Linked DNA regions of Homo sapiens: all the other regions are linked to region 2. A link is an interaction called in ENCODE POLR2A ChIA-PET data of the cell type or tissue named here. Cell type or tissue: Panc1. All regions are shown on one strand.

Evidence for each region. Peaks named below come from ENCODE experiments on the same cell type or tissue, not always from the same donor. Only the 100,000 strongest peaks of a DNase experiment are listed, where the experiment ranks them.
Region 1: POLR2A ChIA-PET joins it to region 2 with 7 read pairs; 3 of 35 experiments call an interaction of 5 or more read pairs at or near these places.
Region 3: POLR2A ChIA-PET joins it to region 2 with 9 read pairs; 12 of 35 experiments call an interaction of 5 or more read pairs at or near these places.

What each region holds. Positions count from the first base shown.
Region 1 is chr10:63,335,112-63,339,111 of GRCh38, reverse strand. The region is part of intron 2 of JMJD1C (jumonji domain containing 1C); the gene reads left to right. Among named protein-coding and RNA genes, the nearest start is that of MIR1296, 36 kb to the left of the region's middle. In Panc1, no CTCF peak of the experiment used is centred here; no DNase peak of the experiment used is centred here.
Region 2 is chr10:63,504,849-63,508,848 of GRCh38, reverse strand. It overlaps a transcript of JMJD1C not described here. Among named protein-coding and RNA genes, the nearest start is that of REEP3, 15 kb to the left of the region's middle. In Panc1, no CTCF peak of the experiment used is centred here; no DNase peak of the experiment used is centred here; H3K27ac peaks cover 223 bases.
Region 3 is chr10:63,618,780-63,622,779 of GRCh38, reverse strand. It overlaps REEP3 (receptor accessory protein 3), which reads right to left. Exons shown (of 8, transcript NM_001001330.3): 7 at 2,980-3,125; 8 at 1-1,967. The coding sequence ends at 1,911. The region is part of intron 1 of LOC105378329 (a long non-coding RNA gene); the gene reads left to right. Among named protein-coding and RNA genes, the nearest start is that of REEP3, 99 kb to the right of the region's middle. In Panc1, no CTCF peak of the experiment used is centred here; no DNase peak of the experiment used is centred here.

The DNA of each region.
Region 1 (4,000 bases), 170 kb after region 2:
ATCTACCAGCTTGTAGAATGGTAATAGAAATATATTTTTTGTTTTTTTACCATAAACAAGGGGCCTCTTGGGATGAAGAAAACATATTTGCTCATTCTCACATCTTCATAAAGTGAAACAATAATCTTTCATACTACACAAGATGAAGAATTAAACTAAAGGCTGGGTGCAGTGGCTCACGACACCTGTAATCCCAGCACTTTGGGAGGCTGAGGCGGGTGGATCACCTGAGGTTGAGAGTTCAAGACCAGCCAGACCAACATGGAGTAAACCCTGTCTCTACTAAAAACAGAAAGTTAACTGGGCATGGTGGCACATGCCTGTAATCCCAGCTACTTGGGAGGCTGAGGTAGGAGGATCGCTTGAACCCAGGAGGCAGAGGTTGCGGTGAGCTGAGATTGCACCATTGCACTCAAGTCTGGGTAACAAGAGCGAAACTCTATCTCAAAAAAAAAAAAAAAAAAAAAAAAATCTAAGGAGCAGAAAGATATTTGATTATTCAAAATGTTTAAAGTTTGTAGTGGCTAATGTAGCATGTGTAGTCAGCCCTTAAGCTTCCTTGAAATGATGCCACTATATCTAGGTCTATCTTAGCGGTGCCTACTTAAATTTTATCTGAAAAGTTTCAAAAACAGCCAGGCAACAACAACAAAACAAATCATTAAGATCCAAATCAAGGGCTGAGAATGGTGGCTCATGCCTGTAATCCCAGTACTTTGGGAGGCTGAGATGGAATAATTTCTTGAGGCTAAGAGTTCAAGAGCAACCTGGGCAACATGGTGAAACTCCATCTTATAAGAATTTTTTAAATAAGCTGGGCATGGTGGTGCACATTTGTAGTCCCAGCTACTTGGGAGGCTGAGGCAGGAGGATGGCTTGAGCCCAGGAGCTTGAGGCTGCAGTGAGATCTGATTGCACCAGTGCACTCCAGCCTGAGTGACAAAGTGAGACTCTGTCTCTTAAAACTGATGATATTCAGATTTACTCTAAAGAGCTCCAGATAAACTCTTTAGAAATAGTATTTCTGTTTATTTATGTTGGTCTTTTACCGCTGTGAAAAGAAAACTTGGGTTAGTGGTCAGCTGACATGGGTTTTACTCTCAGCTTTCTTTATGAAGATTATGAGCTTGTATGTTATTTAACCTCTTATAGTTTTACTTGCCACATCTTCATCTTGAGATTCTTATGGTGATTAAGACAATGAATATGAAGTGGTTTTAGTTTACAATTTTAAATTATCAAATACTTTGCGAAGAGATTTCTTACTATAGTAATAACAACAGAATGTCACTAAATATACCTTACCTCTGGGAGAAAAGGGCATGAGAGCATGATCACACATCTTCTGGCTCATCAGCTTGCTCTTCCTCAAGTGGTAGGAAGAATGAGGGAATCTGTAATCTATATGAGGCTTCCCCAAGGAACAGGACTGCCACTGTTAGTGGATTACTGTGAGGAACAATAGCGGATTTTTTTTCTTTTCTTTTTCTTTTCTTTTCTTTTCTTTTCTTTTCTTTTCTTTTCTTTTCTTTTCTTTTCTTTTCTTTTCTTTTCTTTTCTTGTCCTCTCCTCCCCTCCCCTCCCTTCCCCTCCCTTCTCCTCCCTTCTCTTTTCTCTTCTTTCTCCTTCCCTCTCTCTCTCCCTCCCCCCCCCCCGCCTTCTCTTTCTTTCTGACGGAGGCTCACTCTGTCACCCAGGTTAGAGTACAGTGGCAAGACCTCGGCTCACTGCAAGGTTTGCCTCCCAGTTTCAAGCAATTCTCCTGCCTCAGCCTCCCGAGTAGCTGGTACTACAGGCGTGTGCCACCACGCCCGGCTAATTTTTATATTTTCAGTAGACATGGGGTTTCACCATATTGACCAGGCTGGTCTCAAGTGCCCAGTCTCAGTGGTGCCCGTGCCGGTCTCAATGGTGGAGTTTCTATGATTTTACAAAGCATTTCTTAACTTGGAAGTTAAGAGGGCTAGAGTTGGCCAGGCATGGTGGCTCACACCTGTAATCCCAGCACTTTGGGAGGCCAAGGTGGACGGATCACCTGAGGTCAGGAGCTTGAGACGAGCCTGGCCAACATGGTGAAACCCCCTCTCTACTAAAAATACAAAAATTAGCTGATTGTGGTGGCGGGCACCTGTAATCTCAGCTACTTGGGAGGCTGAGGCAGGAGAATCGCTTGAACACAGAAGGCGGAGGTTGCAGTGAGCCAAAATCACGCAACTGCACTCCAGGGGCAACAGAGCAAGTCTCTGTCTTAAAAAACAAACAAAAAAAGAGGGCTAGAGTTGAATGCAGTGGGCACTAATTAGGAATTAGCTTTTCCTGGCTCACACTCTGTTTATTTGCATTCTTCTATAAGGGAAAATGACAAGTTGATATCGGATTGTCAGGGTTTTCTAATATAGGATTTGTGTGAAACCAAGCAGCCATAACACCTTGATGATGTCATTGAGACAGATGGTGAGTGCTGACCCTTTATAATATTTGTCCTTTGTTTTTTAGATTAACTATCTCATTCTTCTTTTTTATTTATTCTATAGATTTTAAAGTATCCTAGGAAATAGCTTTAGGGATCGTGATGTGGAAACTAATGGAAAATTAAATGTATTATTAGGATTGAAATCTGGGTAAGTAGTTTTATTTATTTATTATTATTTTTTGAGACAGAGTCTTGCTCTGTCGCCCAGGCTGGAGTTCAGTAGTGCAATCTTGGCCCACTGCAACCTCTGCCTCCTGGGTTCAAGCAGTTCTCCTGCGTCAGCCTCCCAAGTAGCTGGGATTACAGGCACATCCCACCATGTCCAGCTAATTGTATTTTTGGTTGAGACGGGGATTCACCATGTTGGCCAGGCTGGTCTCGAACTCCTGACCTCAGGTGATCCTCCTGCCTTCGGCCTCCCAAAGTGCTGAGATTACATGGTTAATACAATTTTAAGGGTGGTATTAGATATTTGTGTTTCATAGACGTGGTTTTTTTCTTTTTTTCTTATTTTTTTTGAGACAGGGTCTCACTCTGTCACTCAGGCTGGAGTGCAGTGGTGCGATCTCCGCTCACCGCAGCCTCCGCCTGCGAGGTTTAAGTGATTCTCCTGCCTCAGCCTCCCGAGTAGCTGGGACTACAGGCACAAGCTACCTCGCCTGGCTAATTTTTGTATTTTAAGTAGAGATGGGTTTTCACCATGTTGCCCAGGCTGTTCTTGAACTCCTGACCTCAGGTGATCTGTCTGTGTTGGCCTCCCAAAGTGCTGGGATTACAGGCGTGAGCCACGGTGCCCAGCCAAAGTGTTTTTTTTTTAGGAAAATATTATGCCAGGCGCCGTGGTTCATGCCTGTAATCTCAACACTTCGGGAGGCCGAGGCAGGCAGATCACTTGATGTCAGGAGTTCAAGAACAGTCTGGCCAACATGGTGAAACCCCGTCTGTACTAAAAATACAGAAATTAGCTGTTGCAGTGGCAGGTGCCTGTAATCCTAGCTACTTGGGAGGCTGAGGCAGGAGAATGGCTTGAACCCTGGAGGCGGAGCTTGCGGTGAGCCGGGATTGTGCCACTGCACTCCAGCCTGGGCGTCAGAGTAAGACTTTGTCTCATAACAAAACAAAAAAACAAGTATGATGGTTCAGATTGCACATTGCAGTGAAAATGCCAACTTTTAAGGGGAATTATATTTGGAATCAATTTTCTTTTTAACTGAATATTAAATGGAATATTTAGCTTTTTAACTGGAATATTAAGCACTTCTTTATATTCTCAACATATGGTAGTGCAGAGGTCTTTTTTTGCATTGCTTTGCCCCCATGCCTACATTATCACCATTTTTAAACAGGGTATCCAGGTTGTTTGTCTTACAGCTTTCATTGTTCAGGTTGAAGCAACATTCTCTGATAACAACATTCAGAGGCACTTTGACAGACTGCTGTGTCTGACCTGGAACAACAATCTCTGATAGCAACATTCAGAGGCACTTTGTCAGACTGCTTTGTCTGACCTTATTACCTGTGAGGTAG
Region 2 (4,000 bases):
CAAAAGAATCAAGAAAATTACTTCTGGAACTTGTAAACCACTATCACTTTCTCTTATTGCCAGCAGTGAACAAGTGGAATTTGAAATTAAAAACACAATACCATTTACATTAGCAACCCCCAGAATGAAATTTATAGGTATAAATCTAACAAAATATATACAAGATCTATGTAAAGAAACCTACAAAACTGATGAAAGAAAACAGAAGAACTAAATAAATATAGAAGTATTCTATGTTCATGGATAGGAAGACACAGCATCATCAGAATGTCAGTTCTTCCCAACTTGATCTATAGATTCAATACAATCACAGTCAAAATCCCACTAAGTTACTTTGTGGCTATCAAGAAACTGATCCTAAAGTTTATATGGAGAGGCAGAAGATCCAGAACAGTCAACACAATATTAAGGGAAAAGAACAAAGTTGGAGAATTGACACTGCCCAAGTTCAAGACTTACTGTAAGACTGCAGTTATCAAGACAGTATGGCACTAGTGAAAGAATAGACCAATAGATCAGTGGAACACAATAGAGCCCAGACACAGACCCTTGTAAATATAGTCAAATGATCGTTGGCAAAGGAATAAAGGCAATACAATGGAAAAAAGATATAATATTTTCAAAAAATAATGTTGGAATAACCTGACATTCACATGCAAAAGAAATCAATCAAGACACAGACCTTACACCAGGCAGATTACAATCCAAGATTGTGTCTTTGGTGTAGTATCTAGAAAGTCATTGATAAGACTTGATAAGCTGGAATTTCATTAAAGTTAATTTTTTTTTTCTCTGCAAAAGACACTGTGAAGAGAATTAAAGGACAAGCCACAGGCTGGGAGGAAAATATTTGCAAAAGATATATTTGATAAACGACGACTACTTAAAATATACAAATAATTCTTCAACGTCAACAGTAAGAATATAAACAACCTGATTAAAAAATGAGCTAAAGACCTTAACAGACGCCTCACCAAAGAAGATTTGTAGATGGCAGGTAAACACGTGAAAAGATGTACCACATCATATGTTGTCAGGAAAATGCAAATTAAAATGTGAGATACCACCATGTACCTATTAGAATGCCCAAAATTCAGAACACCGATGACACAAAATGCTGACTAGCATATGAAACAATAGGAACTCATCCATTGCTGGTGGGAATGCAAAGTGGCACAGCCACTGTTTTTTTTTTTTTTTTTTTGAGACAGAGTCTTACTCTGTTGCCCAGGCAGGAGTGCAGTGGTGCAATCTCAGCTCACTACAACCTCCACCTTCCGGGTTCAAGTGATTCTCCTGCCTCAGTCTCCCGAGTAGCTAGGATTCCAGGCATCTGCCACCACTCCTGGCTAATTTTTTGTATTTTTAGTAGAGACAGGCTTTCACCATGTTGGCCAGGCTGGTCTCGATCTCCTGACTTCCGGTGATCCCCCCGCCTCAGCCTCCCAAAGTGCTGGGATTACAGGCATGAGCCATCGTACCCGGCTGGCACAGCCACTTTTAAAGACGGTTTGGCAGTTTCTAACAAAACTAAACATACTCTTAACCATTTAACCCAGCAATCATGCTTCTCCGTATTTTCCCAAATGAATTGAAATATGTTCACGCAAAAACCTGCACGCAAATGTTTATAGCAGCTGTATTCATAATCACCAAAACTTGGAAATAACCAAGATGCCTTTTAGTAGGTAAATGCATAAATGAGTTAAGGTACATTTTGACAATGAAATATTAGCACTAGAAAAAAATGAGCTATCAGGCCTTGAAGAGACATGGAGGAACCTGAAATTCATATTAGTAAGTGAAGCCAACCTGAAAAGGCTGCACAGTGTATGATTATGACTGCATGACATCTAGAAAAGGCAAAAACCATGGAGACTGTAAAAAGATTAGCCATTATTATGGGTTACAGGGGAGAGAGGGGTGAATAATCAGAGAACAGGGTTTTTAGGGCAATGAAACTATTATGTACAGTACTATAATAGTGCATACATGTCATTATACATATGTCAAAGATGGTAGAATGCACAACATCAAGAGTGAACCCTAATGTTAACTATGGACTTTGGTTGATAATACTGGGTCACTGTAGGTTCATTGATGGTAACAAATGTACCATTCTTCTGTGGGATGTTGATATTGGAGGAGGTTGTGTCTGTGTAGGGACAGGCGGTAAATGGGAACTCTGTACTTTCCACTCAGTTTGGCTGTGACCCTAAAACAGTCTTAAGAAACAAATTTTATTAAAAAATAAGTCTCAGAAGAAAAAATATGCAAAGGATATCTGCAGAAAGTTTACAAAAGCAGCTAGGCTTTTCCAGGTGGCCAGGAAAATGGCCTGGATATAATCCCAGCTAATTCAGAAAAGTACATGGTGCAAGTTCAGAACTGGGGCTTGTTCAAGAAGCATAGTTTAAAACCAGAAGGAATTAAAAAGGAATTCTATTTGTCTTCAAAGAGTGTATTAAAGGGAACTTAATTCATAACCACATTAATATTTTTTACAAGTTCCTTTTCTCTTTTCCTTGCTTCCTGCTGCCCAGGAACTTCTCACTGGTCAAACTCTAAAGCTTTCTTCCTAAATCCCAACCAACAAGGTTTCTTCTCATCAACATTTCCTTCTTTATTCCTTTATTATATTGATCAACTTAGTTCCAGCAAATCTTCCTTTTTAGGAAGGGCAGAATGAGTAGAGGAGGAAGACTGAGTACACTCACATGTTAATAAATTTTGGCATGTCACACTAAGAAAGTGTTTTTGGTCTCACTGATTATTAAAGAAATCCAGATAAAAATTTTCTTACCTGCCAAATTAGCAGCTATTAAATAGAAGGATACTGCTGTATTGTTGAGAATGTGTGGATACCAGTAAGTTCTTATTGGAGAGAAGAAAGACTAAATTTTGGCAGGGGGAGAAATTGTACACGTTTGCCTTCTCATGGATGTCAGGCTTCGATTCTGAATCCCACCTGTAAGACTTTATCTCAGGCCTGTTTCAGGTTATGTGTGTGTTGATGGGGGGTGGGTACTGTGGGGGGAGGAGGGCTATCTAGTATGTGTTTAAAAGCTCTATTTGCATCCCTGTTTGTTTTACATTCTCAAAAGTGACTCTACACTATTTATCTTGAAATTGTTTGTACAGCCTATGCTCAAATCTTCTGTGATGCTTCTTGAACAAACATTCTCAGTTCCTACCCCAGACCAACTAAATCAGAATCTCTGGGTAGGACCCAGTAATTTTTTTAAAAGCCCACCATAATTAAATATATAATTAGCTATATGGTTAAATAATCAGAGCCATTATAACAGACTCTAAAGTTGTGAACTTCTGCTCTGCTATGAAGCTTCCAATCCCATTCAGCTGAAACCCTGAAAATACTTGTCCATCTCTAAAATCTTGAATTTTCAATCATCTTACCGTGAAATTCCTTTGTGTTACTTAGCATCCTCCCTTCTTTTTATGTCTGGTTCTAAGGAGGAACATGTATGCCTTGCTAAAAATCACTCGAGGAAGCTTTTTTTTTTTTTTTTTTGAGACGGACTCTCCTACTGTCACCCAGGCTGGAGTGCAGTGGCGCGATCTCGGCTCACTTCAAGCTCCGCCTCCCTGGTTCATGCCATTCTCCTGCCTCAGCCTCCTTAGTAGCTGGGACTACAGGCGCCCGCCACCATTCCCAGCTAATTTTTTAAAAAATATTTTTAATAGAGACGGGGTTTCACCGTGTTAGCCAGGATGGTCTCGATCTCCTGACCTCGTGATCCGCCTGCCTAGGCCTCCCAAAGTGCTGGGGTTATAGGCGTGAGCCACTGTGCCCAGCTGAGGAAGCTTTTTTAAATGGAGATAAGACCTTGCTGTGTCACTCATGCTGGAGTACAGTGGTATGATCATAGCTCACCTCAAACTCCTGGGCTCAGTTGATCCTGTCTCAGCCTCCCGAGTAGCTGGGACTGCAGGCTTGTGCCACCAAGCTCGGCTAACATTTTATTTTTATTTTTTGTAG
Region 3 (4,000 bases), 110 kb before region 2:
AGCCGAGATCGCGCCACTGCACTCCAGCCTGGTGACAGAGCAAGACTCCGTCTCAAAAAAAAAAAAAAAAAAAAGGTAAAATGGTGCAAATCAGCTCCCACAGATAAAGTTCTTGACTCACATGACCTTATTAGGCAACTTCAGATGATACTGTCTTTGAGTAGGAAAGACAAGGACAGTGTAACAGTTATATTAAGAAGTCTAGTACCAGGTCATATAAATAAAACTCTGTTCCGATAATTTACAATTAGAATTCATAGAAATTTGGAATAGAAATTAGAGTCCTTCCAGAAATTAAGAGGCTAAAAATTAGGGTAAAGTAGATAGAGTTATTCAGAATTAAACGTTGGGAGAAGAAAACTGAATTAATTTTACTTGTTATATATGAAGAATGTGAAATAATCCATAAAATATTTTATGACTAGTATCATGAGACAATGTATGCATTATACCAAGGTACTCCTGTGTAAACATTATGTTCTTGGCCAATACTCTGAGGAAGTCCTGAATATACATTACCAGCTGGCTTCATTTCTTAAAAGGGAGACAGATCAAAGACCTCTCGAATCTCTCTCATCATTTTATCTTTTGGACAAACAAATAGAACAGTCAAGTAAATTACCTGAACAAGCATAATAAGTACAAATTTGATTACTGATCACTAAAACCACCAAAAATATATTGACTTAGGGTTCATAATGCATAGTTATCAGTTCAAGCTAAGAAAGCCTTAAGAATTCAATAACTCAAAATCTCTTTGAGATTTAAAGTTAAAAAGTAATATGTTTCTAATAATTTCTAATGTGCAGGATTAATGACAACTGTATTTTGCATTGGCAAATTATCTCAGCCAGAAGAGATTCAAATGATTTTCGTCAATGCCAGTTTATAAACTAGCAGCACATGTCAATGCCAAGCTTGTGAATGGATTGGCTGAGAAAAATTATATGAGTTAGAAGGGATCTAAGTGCTATACTGGTCACTGATTCTATTTCACAAAAGCTACCATTTTTAAAAGCTGAAAATGTAATTGGTGTTGACAAAAACATGTTAAGTTCAATTACTCTGTATAGCTAAATATAGAAAATTGGTTAATGTTTAAAGCAACTTCTTATTTGTTAAGAAGATAATTAAAAATAGTTAAAACTGAACAATTAGCTATACTTTTATATTATTAAAATCCAATGAATTTAACAAATGAAACCCACAGGAAAAGAGATGATATAATTCAAGGCATAGATTTGACATGTCAGAATACGGCAAAAACAATAAAGATAGCATCAGTAAAACAGTTGTAAAATAAGTAAACAATTTTCAAGTGTGCAAAACTAGTCAGGAATAAAAGTGCTATGTGTGGATACCTGGTTTTCAAATATTTGTTTCAAAAACTTTCAGCTGATGGTGGAAAAACTAGAAAGTATTATATAAGTAAAAATTTAAAGAATATATAAAACCTACTTTATTATCTTACATTATGTCCTTGTTATGTCACTGCTGAATCTGAGGCCTATTTAATTACCAGATACAACACAAAAGGAGGTAAACACAGTACATCACAAAGGCTGATTTATCCTGAACCGTAAAAAGGCTCCTTTCAAGTATACTGTGGATTTGTGTTTCATCTTATATCTCAGGCACTCTAGGCTGTTGATGAATTTGAAAACGGACAACATGATTTTCTATAATTTCTAATATACATATTTAGTACATCTTGCAGAACTGCCTTTAGTAGTCAATATTTGGAAGCAATTGTTACAGAAATAAAAACAATTTAAATTCATGAAAGTAAACCCCATCACTGCCACAATTTAAATAATCATTTTAATGTGTAAATCCTGAATATATCATGTTAGAAGATGAAGTCGATGTATTTAGCATAATCTGTCTTGGGATATTTGACGTGTAGATGACTAAAAATACACTTGTGGTCGTTTCTTCACTTTGTATTTTAGTGACCCGTACCGCACCTGAAGAGAGAAATGTTTTATTATTAAGAATTAGATGATTACTTTAAAAAATTACATCAGATTTAATAGTTCATAATCATAGTAATTTTTTTACCTTTTTGATATAAAGAATGAATTCTCTTAATAAATGTATATAAGACAGCACTACTTATAAACTCATAAAAAATGTAGTTGGTAATATTTAGATATATGTTACAGATTATTACTAATAACATAAAAACATTAATCCTATTATTTATGTTTTGCTTAGTACAATGTCAATGAACATTGATTATAATGATCAGAGGCCATTCACAGTCCTCCACTGCTTTCTGGGTATAAAGACAATATGTTATTATGGTTAACTGTTTACTATTTAATCTTCATGTAGCATTAGTTGAAAGCAAAACTGTGTGGTTAATTTTATTCATTGCTTTCTTTGTTTATGCATAGGGCTGGGACTGGGTATTTGAACTATGTGATTTGCTAAATGAGAATGCCATTTTCTACGTATAGCAGAAGATTAAGAGTTTACCATTTTCAAAATTTCCTGATATCCTGATACATTGATCTGAATAAAGAATTTTAAATATAAACTGCTGGCCAGGTGAGGTGGCTCACGCCTGGAATCCCAGCACTTCGAGAGGCGGAGGCGAGAGGATTGCTTGAGGCCAGGTGTTCAAGACCAGCCTGGGCAACATGGTGAAACCCTGTCTCTACAAAAAATGAAAAAATTAGCCAGGTGCGGTGGCATGTGCCTGTAGTTCCAGCTACTTGGGAGATTGAGGTGGGAGGACTGCTTGAGCCCAGGAGTTTGAGTGAACTGTGATTACGCCACACTGCACTCCAATTTGGTTGACAAAGCAAAAAAGCTCTATCCCCAAAAACTAAAAAAAAAAAAAAAAAAAAAAAAAATCAAACTGCTGTTCTACCATTCCAATCCTTCATTTATGGATCATTAATATCCTAAATGATAACACAGCAGGGAAATCCTTCACTAATCATTAGGAAAACAGCTCTACACTTAACCAACCTCTTTGCGGCCTTTGGTGGTTTTCACAGATTTCATGCTTTGCGATCTTCGAAGCCCTTTGTGTGTTAACATCTCATTATCTGAATATGGCCCCTCTGCTTCTTCATCTGTTTTCTCATCTCCGTCTTTCAGTGGAATTCCATAACCTAAACAAGTTGTCAAAAACAGCATGTTTTGGTAAAAGGACACCAGTCAGCGCCGGCTCTTTGACCCATCTGTGTACAGTTCTTTGTATGGTTTGCATTTCCCCCAGTTACTCTTTTTGCATCTGGAATGTGCTCCATGCCCTTTATCATTAAGCTTTGCCTCGCACTATTCCAGGTGAAACTCATAACTCATTTCCTCCAGGAAATTTTCCCTGATCATTCTTATTTTTACTATGCATTTTTAAAAATAATTATAAAATAATTTATTTTTGAGTAGGTAACACACCATCTTGTTAAAAAATTCAAGAATATAAATAGATATAGAGCAAAAAGTCTCTTCCCACCTTTCCTCCTCTTCATGAATTCAACCCAAGCATTTGTGTTTTAGTCTGTCATTTGCACTTTTGCCTTGAATTAGGAATTAAGGCTTTTCCGTTCTATGTGTCGTATCTTTTGTCAAGACTGGGAATGGTAGGGTTTACTTAAGGCATTGAGGAAGACCCCAGGGGGCTAGAACTTTGGGCAAAATAAGGTCACTGGGGGCAGGTGATGAGGATGGGGATGTTAGCTGCTATTGCAGTTGCTGAGATAAAACCCAGCCAGGTAGGCTGCAGTAATTAGAAGTACCACAGACTGTGTGACAGATACTAGTCAAAGAAAATAGAATCAGGCAGATCAGTGAGAGATCACGCGAGTATGCTAGAAGGCTGTTATGTGTAGCTATAAAGACTTACTACGGGCCAATATGCAAACATCCACACAGTCAGGAAGTCTGAGAGCATCTTGAGGCTTGGCCTCAAGGACGAAAACTCTTCCAACCCTGAAGCTGAGGTTCTCAAACTTGAGCACGTCAGAGTTACCTTGAGAACCTGTTA